Regions from separate parts of the Homo sapiens genome. Here region 1 is linked to region 2. Evidence: chromatin contacts called from ENCODE Hi-C or POLR2A ChIA-PET data. All regions are on one chromosome and are shown on one strand. Each heading gives the region's core, a stretch centred on a gene start or an enhancer-like site at or near the end of the contact. The rest is flanking DNA. Distances are from core to core; before and after follow the strand shown.

Evidence for each region. Hi-C counts contacts between places; a loop is a spot of excess contacts on that map. ChIA-PET counts read pairs that join two places held with the same protein, here RNA polymerase II (POLR2A).
Region 1: a map of endothelial cell of umbilical vein shows a loop between it and region 2 (4-fold over the local background). The contact joins two enhancer-like sites. A Hi-C loop is called at or near these places in 1 of 168 maps with a recorded cell type or tissue (endothelial cell of umbilical vein). POLR2A ChIA-PET finds 5 or more read pairs at or near these places in 2 of 52 experiments (WTC11 and endothelial cell of umbilical vein).

Annotation. Positions count from the first base shown.
Region 1 is chr10:4,811,199-4,816,786 of GRCh38, forward strand. No RefSeq gene overlaps it. Among named protein-coding and RNA genes, the nearest start is that of AKR1E2, 12 kb to the right of the region's middle. RefSeq lists enhancers at 4,233-4,880, 4,317-4,366. Within about 2 kb of position 4,218, at least 10 of the 41 ENCODE cell types and tissues checked have a DNase peak (open chromatin) inside an H3K27ac peak, as active enhancers do; they include endothelial cell of umbilical vein, where a contact is called at or near this core.
Region 2 is chr10:4,722,757-4,727,773 of GRCh38, forward strand. All of the region lies in intron 2 of LOC105376375 (a long non-coding RNA gene), which reads right to left. Among named protein-coding and RNA genes, the nearest start is that of MANCR, 47 kb to the left of the region's middle. Within about 2 kb of position 3,400, at least 6 of the 41 ENCODE cell types and tissues checked have a DNase peak (open chromatin) inside an H3K27ac peak, as active enhancers do; they include endothelial cell of umbilical vein, where a contact is called at or near this core.

The DNA.
Region 1 (5,588 bases), core at 2,968-5,467, 89 kb after region 2:
TCACGAAGAAAGGGGTGGCCAGGTTCTGCCAGTGTGGATGGAGGAGCAATGCTTGTTGAGTGGACGACCAGTAATGCCTGCCAAACTCCTTCCACTGGGTTCTCCTTTCCTAGTTCTGCAGTACAAGCTTCATGGTCTCAGCTTCTGCCCATCCATCAGTGTCCTTGTTAATGGAGGTGTTCAGGACCCTCTCCCATCACTTCTTCCTCCCCACTCTCCACTCACAACTTTGGGCCTGTCCACCGCCTGAATGCGCTTGACCTGGACATCCATTTATCTAGGAGAGCTATCTCACTTGTGTTCAAATTGGTATTCTCTCCAATAGATAAGACAGAAAATCTGAACTAATCACACACACTTATACACACACAAATGCACTCACACTCAGACACACACATTCATACACAGACATGCACAGAAATACAGACACACACATACACACACACACCAACACATGCACAGACACACAGACACCCTCAGACACACAGAGACACACACAAACACACACAAACTCATGGACACACACACAATGACACAGATGCACAGACTCATTCCAAATCTTTCCTCTTGCCTTGCACTTTTATGATTAGTGAATTAAATCATAACCCACACCATTACCCAAGCCAGGAACCAGTGAATATTCCTGGCTGTTACTCCTCTCTTGAGCCCCACAGTTGCTGCAAGGAGTTGTGTCCTGCTGATGGCTCCCCTTCCACATGTCTCACCACCTTCTCCTCTCCTGCACACTCTGAGATTGTTTAGTGCAGGCCTGTACAATTGCACACAGGTGCTGCCTGTCACCCCAACAGCAGGCTTGTTCTCTCCATCTGCACCCAGAGAGAGGCTTTGCAGCTGGGGGTGCGAATGTGGCAGAATTTCCATCCTTTCCAACACACATTCATTTTATGGCCCAGAATGTGTTCTCTTCTCTCTTGGTGAATGTCCCAAATGCCTGTGAGCAGAATGTGTATTTGCTTCAATTGGGTGTGGTCACTAATGTCCCGGGCAGGGTAGAGTTGTCCAGCTCTTCTGTCTTTCCACAGATTGTCTAGGCACTGATTCTATCCATTACTGTGTTGAAATCTCTAGCTAGAATTGCAGACTTATTTCCCCTTTTCAGTTCTATCAGCTTTTGATTCCTGTATTTTGAAACTCCAATATGAAGCCCACACTCATTTAGGATTAATATGGAAGCCAGCCTTTAAATAAGAATTTTATCTTAAAATTAATATCACTCTGTCATCTTAAGAAGATGTGAGGCCTGTGAGAGCAGGTACTGTGTATTTTGTGTCTGTATTCTTTCTGTTTCACACTGCAACCATAATCGATGATGAATAAATAATGTTCCCTCTTGAAGATCTGGTCCCTGTCTCCAGGGCAGTGCTATGTAAAAAAAAAAGAGCAAATTCCTGCCTTCTAAACACTCCTCCACACCAACAAACACACTGTGCTAGGAAAGCAGCAGTGATGAAGGTGCTGGGCCTCCGGTGGAAAGGTAACACACATTTCCCATCCTCGGGAGCTTGCAGCACCGGCAGGCGGGCCGTTACACAGATAACACAGTATGCTTCTATGCCAGGGTGGACCCAGGAGTCCGTCCTCCCTGTCACTTACGAGACTGGAGTCCTGGAAAAGTTACTGAACTTCTCTGTGCCTTGGTTTATCCATCATGAAAGTCGGGTTAAAAAGAATACCCCACCCCTAGGGTGGAAGTGGGACTTGCTTGAATTGAAACAGTTGGTTTTTAAGTATTTTGCATAGCTGTTATTATTAAATTAACATCAAAAAAGTTGCCTGGTTATTTTAATATGGTCTTCACATAGGCAGTACAGCCGGCCAGATTTAGCATTTGCATTTATAACTGAGTCTCTCTTCTGCCTCCGTGAGACTTCCCAGGAGTTGCTTTGATGCTGCAGGGAGTCACACATCTCCAGATGCATCACTGGTGACTCAGCAAGCACCTGACCTGGTCCGTTACACATGGGGCTTATGTGCTTAACTCCTATGCGATGATGATTCTTCTCTAGTTCTTGGGGGTCGTTCCCTTTCTCCTACTGTACTGGCTGTTTAAAGTCAGCACTGTATGAGTTGCATACATAAGCCAAATGTCATTGACTTCTTCTTTTTTTTTTTTTTTTTGACAGTCTTACTCTGTTGCCCAGGCTGGAGTGCAGTGGTGTCATCTCGGTTCATTGTAACCTCTGCCTCCTGGGTTCAAGCAATTCTCGTGCTTCAGTCTCCAGAGTAGCTGGGATTACAGGCATGAGCCAACGTGCCCAGCTAATTTTTTTTTTTTTGTATTTTTAGTAGAGACAGGATTTTGCCACGTTGGCCAGGCTGGTCTCAAACTCCTGGTCTCAAGTGATCAACCCACCTTGGCCTCTCAAAGTGCTGGCATTACAGGCATGAGCCCTTGAGCCCAGCATAGATGTCATTGAAATTCAAGGGGGAAATCATTTGGAATGATCACAGCGACTGGTCCAGAGATGACTAACAGCTTAAAATGACCCCACCTGAAACAGCGGCGATCAGTGGAATGTCCAAGTATATATATATATATTTTTTTAATGAAGCTCTTTTGGACCAGAAACCCTAAGAATGTTTAGTCTGGAGTTCCATAATTATAAAAAAAATCTTCTGAAGTTAATCACCGTTTTTATCTGAAACCATACTCTAACTCAGTAACTCTTTCTCAGGGTTTACTTTCTCTTGAGCCACAAGCATCCATTTGTCCCCTACCAAAGGGACTAGACTTTCATGATGGATAAAAGGACACTAGTGCCAGGTAGCTTCTGCTTCTAAATTTTGGTTTAAAAAATGAAACATCTCCTTTTAGATATTCTAAAAAGTCATCTCCCCTAAAATCATGAAGCCTGGTTTATAAACTTTATAGAAGAAACTAGGTCTTTGAGGCTAACACATATTAGTGTATTAAAAAATACGGTAAACCAGCCGGGCACAGTGGCTCACGCCTGAAATCCCAGCACTTTGGGAGGCCAAGGCAGGTGGATCACTTGAGGTCAGGAGTTTGAGACAAGGCTGACCAACATGGTGAAACCCCGTCTCTACTAAAAATACAAAAATTAGCCAGGCTTGGTGGCATGCTCCTGTAATCCCAGCTACTCGGGAGGCTGAGGCACGAGAAAGGCTTAAACCGGGAGGCAGAGGTTGCAGTGAGCAGAGCTCCCATCACTACACTCCAGGTTGGTCAACAGAGCAGGACTCTGTCTCAGGAAAAAAAAAAAAAAAAAAGGTAAACAAACATTGCCTTAAACAAAAATTGTATCTTATAAGATTTTACAAGTTGCACATTATCAACACATTCTAGTTAAATGCTTAAAAATTACTTCACAATTAACCCTATGGATTTTTAAAAGAAGGAAAGCTTAGACACAAACTCAGGAGCCAGATTGTTTTCCAACCCTTGGGCCTGCCACTTACTAAGTGTACCAGCCTCCCTCGGAGTCACTCTATTCCTCGTGGAATCTGAATAGTAAGTGTACACTTGACAGAACATACGGAGTGGTAATGTGAAACAAAAATATAGAATATTTAAAGGACTTACCTAACAGTAAGAAAAAAAATAAGTTCACTTAAAAGTGTTTTTATTTTCTTATTTGCAAAACACCCCTTATTGTGGTAAGGTCTAACAATATACTATACATGTAAAAGTTTTACAGAAAATTACTGTAGCTTTCGATAATTTAATATATAACTGAAATACTTGAGATGGCATAATTCGATTTTATGTCAGTAATATCGAGTGAGACTAATCAAGATAGCAAGATTATGTTGCAAAATTAAAATGAGGAAATTGAGAGGATTTCTCAGGCTTCTGTGAGTCACTGCCTGGGCTGTATTAATAGTTTCATTGTGCTAGGTGCAGTGGCTCATGCCTGTAATCCCAGCACTTTGGGAGGCCAAGGCGGGCGAATCACCTGAGGTCAGGAGTTCAAGACCAGCCTGGCCAACGTGGTGAAACCCCGTTTCTACTAAAAATACAAAAATTAGCTGGGCATGGTGGCAGGCGCCTGTAATCCCAGCTACTCGGGAGGCTGAGGCAGAAGAATCGCTTGAACCCGGGAGGCGGAGGTTGCAGTGAGCCGAGATTGCACCATTGCACTCCAGCCTGGGTGACTATAACGAAACTTCGTCTCAAAAACAAAACAAAACAAAGCGAAAAAACAAAAAAAGTTTCATTGTTTCACCTCCACACAGCTCTGTCTGCATTTTGAGCAATGGCCACCAGAGGGCAGGAAGAACCAATCTATAAAGCACACAAGGGTTTCACCAACTTTGAAGTCCTCCGTTAGAAGGCAAGTTGTCCACTAATATGTAGGAACGATTAATGGCCACCAGAGGGCAGGAAGAACCAATCTATAAAGCGCACAAGGGTTTCACCAACTTTGAAGTCCTCCGTTAGAAGGCAAGTTGTCCACTAATATGTAGGAACGATTAATGGCCACCAGAGGGCAGGAAGAACCAATCTATAAAGCGCACAAGGGTTTCACCAACTTTGAAGTCCTCCGTTAGAAGGCAAGTTGTCCACTAATATGTAGGAACGATTAATGGCCACCAGAGGGCAGGAAGAACCAATCTATAAAGCGCACAAGGGTTTCACCAACTTTGAAGTCCTCCGTTAGAAGGCAAGTTGTCCACTAATATGTAGGAACGATTAATGGCCACCAGAGGGCAGGAAGAACCAATCTATAAAGCGCACAAGGGTTTCACCAACTTTGAAGTCCTCCGTTAGAAGGCAAGTTGTCCACTAATATGTAGGAACGATTAATGGCCACCAGAGGGCAGGAAGAACCAATCTATAAAGCGCACAAGGGTTTCACCAACTTTGAAGTCCTAACTTAGAAGGCAAGTTGTCCACTAACATGTAGGAACTATTTTTAATTATACCATTATTTTCCCTCAATTTTATTTATAAATTAATGAATTCACAAAATATTTCCAAAGCTCAAGTGAAGTACATCCTAATCAACTTGATTTACAATTTGTGATTTTTCTCTGAATCAATCTATAAATAATCAATAAGAAGATAATTATTTAGAAAATGAGGCTCCGAAAAATATGTTGGCTTTACATTTTTTGCCTGTGCAAGTAAATATAAAAATGTCTTTTCTCACATTTCTTCCATTTATAAACCGTTTTTAAAAATCATAAATTAAGACATGTGTGTTTTAAAAGTCTCACAACATGCAGCATTTTAAAAATTGTCTTATGCTTTACTGCTCCCTCCCGTAGGTAATCACTGTTACATTTCTCATTTACTGCAAAATTCTCTGTGCATATGGAGCACATAGATGGATAGATAGATGGGGTGTGTGTGTGTATATGAATGTGTATGTGTCTTTGGGGTGAGTGTGTCTATGTGGGTGTATGTATGTGTGTCTATTTGTGTTTATTTGTGTCTCTGTGTATGTGTATGCATATTACATATGTGTATGCACGTGTGTGTATACAGTATATGTGTGTGTGTCTGTGTACTTGTGTCTGTGTATTTGTGTGTCTGTGAGTACATCTTTGTGTGTATGTCTATGTGCCCATGTCTGTGTATTTGTATGTATGTATGTGTGTAT
Region 2 (5,017 bases), core at 2,150-4,649:
GAATGAATGAATGAATCAATCAATCAATCAATGAGTAACAAAGGGAAAAGTTCATTTCCCAGAGGGCATGGTGAGTCTAGTGATTGGAAACATTCTTCTCTTTATGGAGGGCAAATATCTTATTTTGCCACCATTTTGTCTACAAGGCACCTACACTTCCTGTTTGCAAACCAAAATGGGTTGGCAATGAAATTGTCAGAATGCCGTCCAGAGCTGCTGCTCTTGACTTACAGCTAGTGAAGCCCCTCTAAACTCAGTCAAAGTCGGCTTCCTGTCCCAGGAAATTCAAGGAGGAACTGGTACTGGAGTTAGTGGTCCTCAATTGGGTTTACCTCCATTAATCTGGGCCCAAAGAGTTAACAAATTATTATCATAAAAGAAGTAGTGAAATAGTCCTACTGAGTAGAAGGTGCATGTCAATTCATGAAGAGTGATTGATGCTGTGAAAGTTAAATAATTTTTTACTGAAATAAGTATCTCTCTATTTTTAGCTGTTTGAAAGATAATTTATGAAGTCTTCATCTTTACTTCCCTCTCTTTTCATTAGAAAGCATGAGTTTCTGGCCTGTGGCATTTAGCTAATGCTTTCATTTGTCATTCAAGAGTAGAAATTTTGTTGAACACTTTTTTTGAAATCCTAGGTTCAATTTTCCTAAACACTTAGCATTATAATCTGCACATGTCTTTTCAAGTTGATGTAAGGTGTGTGTTAATAATGAATGTTAAAAAAGGAAAAGCTCTACCTCCTTAGAGAAGACTTTTTCTAACTGAGGGAAAGAATGTCTGTGCTTCAGCAAGGGAGTGCCCTGTGCCCTGTGGCATAGCTCTTACATTACAGGCTTTTAATGGTTTTCGGAAGAGTTATGATTTTTCGTGATTATTAAGGAAATATGTGAAAATAATAGAAATGTAGAAATGGAAATAAAAATATAGAAAACCTACATTAAAAAAAATCCTATACAAACCCATACCTCAGAGAAAAATAATTTCAATATTTTAGTATACTTCCTGCCTATCATTTCAATATTTCATTTTGAGATTAAACTATGCAATGTACACAGTTCTCTCCTGATTGTTTCACACAAGATTATATTGAAAGTCTTTGGGTCATTCATTTGAACCTAATTGGAAACATACTTTAGAAATGAGTATGCTATTTAGCTAGTAAATAACCACCTATTAAACCTGTCCTTGGTTTTTTTAATATTTATGTTGAAGGTAAGTTCTAAATACTTTTGATCATGATTTCATATTTCAGAATGCATTTCTAAAAATAGAACTACTGAATCAAAGGCCATGGACATTTTTAAGGTCCTTGATACATATTTTTAAAATAATAATCAGAAAGACTGTACTAATTTATATTTCAAATAGCATAGTCTAAGAGTCCATCTCATCCTATTACTTCACCTCAAACAATTTTAATCCTCAAAAATTATAAAAAGAAAAATTCACCATATACTATCTTACCATTATTTGATTATCAATGGATTGGATTTTCTTGTGTTTTATTAGCCATGTATATTCCCTCTTTAGTCAAGTCTGTTAATGTCTTTGCCCATTTTTATTGTCATTGGGTGTGTGTGCACACTTATACCTGGGCGTGTGTTTGTAGGTGTGTGCCTGTTTCATATTCTCTGCCTTGATTATTGTGTTTTTAATGACCAAAAATATTTACATTTTATGCCCTCAAATCTAAAATATTTTATTTTGTAATCTTTGCTTTTAGCTTCTAAGCCTAGCTAAATCCATAACTTGTAGTCATAAATTTGCCCCTAACTACTTCACTTTCTTCATCCTTTCTCTCTATTATTTTCCTACTTCTTCATTCTTTTCCTTTCGTTTATCTCATCGTGAAATTTGTGTGAAATCCACCTGGAATTTTGGAAGTGGATTGTGAGGGCACTTATGATAAATTTCACATTTTGTAAGTTGCATTAAGTTAGAAACATTCATTTTTATTAGTTAAGGATTTTTAGTAAATTATATGACAATTTTAAAATAAATTTCCAAAATTTTACATTTTATCCATAGAAAATATTATCTGGATTTTTCATTTAATTTTATAATTCTAAAGTCCATAACTGTGATAGTACATAATATAAAACATGCAGTTTTTAAATTTTTCCTAAAAATTTAGGCAGTAAAAAATAATCGAAATATGTTTTTGAGTTGCGTTCTTTCACCAATGCTTTCCCTTGATTTGTAATGCAATGTTATCATATATTAAATTCTTACAGATAGTTTTGGGGACTCAACTTTGCCACACAATGTCTTATGTTCTTTTACCAGATCAACACTAATAAAAGTAGTAGTTATTAGAGGTTAATTGTGTTTTAATATTTAGTGGTAAAATTTCTCTCATTAATCTCTCTTTTTTTTCAAATATTTCTTACTGCCCATAACGTTTCATTTTCAAATATCCTTTACTATCCATAATGTTTCATGCATCTATCCATGTTTTTATATATCTCGTGTTGCATAATTTTAGGTAGAATGTCTTTATTGTCAACATTCCTCTAATAAGTTTACTGAAATAAATCTATGTATTTGAAAGGGTGCAAATGTGATAAGAAAATCAAGTTTTTACCATACAGGTTTTTTTCAGATTTATTAAAAACTGTATAACTATTTTCACTTAGTGGTTTGTTTTTGAATACTGGCTCATAAATAGATATTTTCTTAATCTTGTTATTTCTGTCTACTTAACAGTTGTTTTAAAGAATGTAAAAACAATTTCCTGAATACACATTTTTGACACATAAAAAGATTCTCTTTTTGTATTATACATTCTATATTTTTTCTTATTATTTTGTCCCCACGTACATATATTGTTAGATACTGAATTAACTTAATATTTAAATATTCTTATTAAACAAAAACCACATGCTAGATCATATTACATACTATAAACACTATTAACCAAGAAAACTTTTCTTTAAACAGAGGCAGCTCTAATTTAGACTGTCTTTCTGTAAAGAGGATTTCACTCAAAGCTTCTCTCTTTTTGAAGTAATATAAGAAAATTGACCACTGAGAATATAGTTGTTTTTTAGAATTTCATGTGATAAAATTCAGAGTCCCAAATTAAAATTATACCAGTAGATCTAGAGAATTTTTAAAGAGGCCAAACTTCAAAATGATATTTTATCCAAATAGGTAACAACAGTGAACAGTCAGACTCAGAGAGAGAGGAATAAAAATATCCACATTGCTCGAGAGCTGTCTATAAATCACACAATAGTAATTATATTTAGCCTCCACAAAGAGCTCCTTTTAAAGAAAAATGACTCTCTCATAGTTGGCTTTGCCCTAGAATGATATCTAGCAGATATCTATTTTAAAGTTCAAAGTCTAACTATTCAGTAATATGTCATTATTTCTTTCCACATTATTGTGTGTCTTTTCACTGTTTGCTTTGACTACATAATTCCACTATGACTCATTCTAACATTAGATCACACTGTAGGTCTTTATACTTATTTCATTGCAGAGGTGATTCACAAATTTAAACAAGCTATGTGCACGTAGATCAACATTTTCAAATATGTAAATGTCTGTCCTTAATAGATGATAAATCCTCAAATACACTGTGCTAACACAAGACCTTGCTTCAATTTAACATTTTCAAACATGACATCCCCATACAGCCATGGAAATACTTCAGCTATGGATCAGGAAAGTAAAAATTTAAGCCATTTATTTTTCAACTGCCTTATATTTCCCAAGTTCAAAAGTACATTGCCAGATTAACCAACCTTGACTTTTGAGATACGTTCAATTTAGCCATCCTGAGAGTAGTCGATTGTGAGGGCACTTATGATAAAATATTTCACATTTTGTAAGTTGCATTAAGTTAGAAACATTCACTTTTATTATTGGTTTTTAGTAAATTATATGAGAATTTTAAAATAAATTTCCAAAATTTTACATTTTCATGCATAGAAAACATTATCTGGATTTTTAATTTAATTTTGTAATTCTAAGTTCATAATTGTGATACTATATAATATAAAATATATACTTTTTAAATTATTTCTAATATATTTTAAATGAAACTCTTCAATAATTGAAGAAAGATTTGAAGATAATAAACTAGAGGGTAATAATTTATATGAATCCTAAACATCTGACAACACTGCTTTAGCCGAATTTAACGATATATCTTAACCCAGTCCAAAAGTTGTTGAGTTCAAACACAGGATATGAATCTTAAAAATAATAAATAGTAAAGAAATTCATAAAGAATCATTTTTATTAAATTTTTTTGATGTCCTTTACTGTTTAAAATTAACATATTTTGTTTATTTTTAAAGATGTTATCTTTTATTTAAGAATAACTATAGTGTTGGCAGTTAAAAATCACAGGTTTCTGCTCAAAATACTACTTTTATATTTGGGGTAGATATTCAAATATCCGGGTTTTATTCTGAGCTGTTTAACAAATGTATAAGCATACAAATAGTATGTTACAGTCAACCGCAGTATTAAGAAATAGTTTGTGTAAAGCAGACAGTAGGGAGTATGTAAGTAAGTTGTGTTTAACCATTGGAATTGGAAACATAATTTTAAATCATAGAAACATGGAATAAAGCATTATGTAAGAATCTTCACACAATTTCAAAAAGGACCAGTATTCTATTCATTTGAAAGCCCATTTACGGGGAAAATTTTGAGGAATACTTGTTTTCCATTATTAAATAAAACACAGCTTCTAAACAGGGTGGAAAATACCATACAGAGTTGCCATATGAGAAACAGCTTAATTGCAAATCAGCGCCTTCCTTTCCAAGAATACTTTTGTTACCCCGACACCAGGGTTGTGCTGTAGGTCAGTTGCTTGCCACACAGAAAGCCAATCACTGAGACAATGAGTATTGCCAGGGAAGAGGGCTATAATCAGGTGCAGCATCCAAGGAGAACAGATCACACTCAAATCTGTCTCCTCAACCAACTAAAATTGGAGATTTATATAGCAAAGAAGAAATGTACTACCTGCAGAAAAACAGCAATTAGG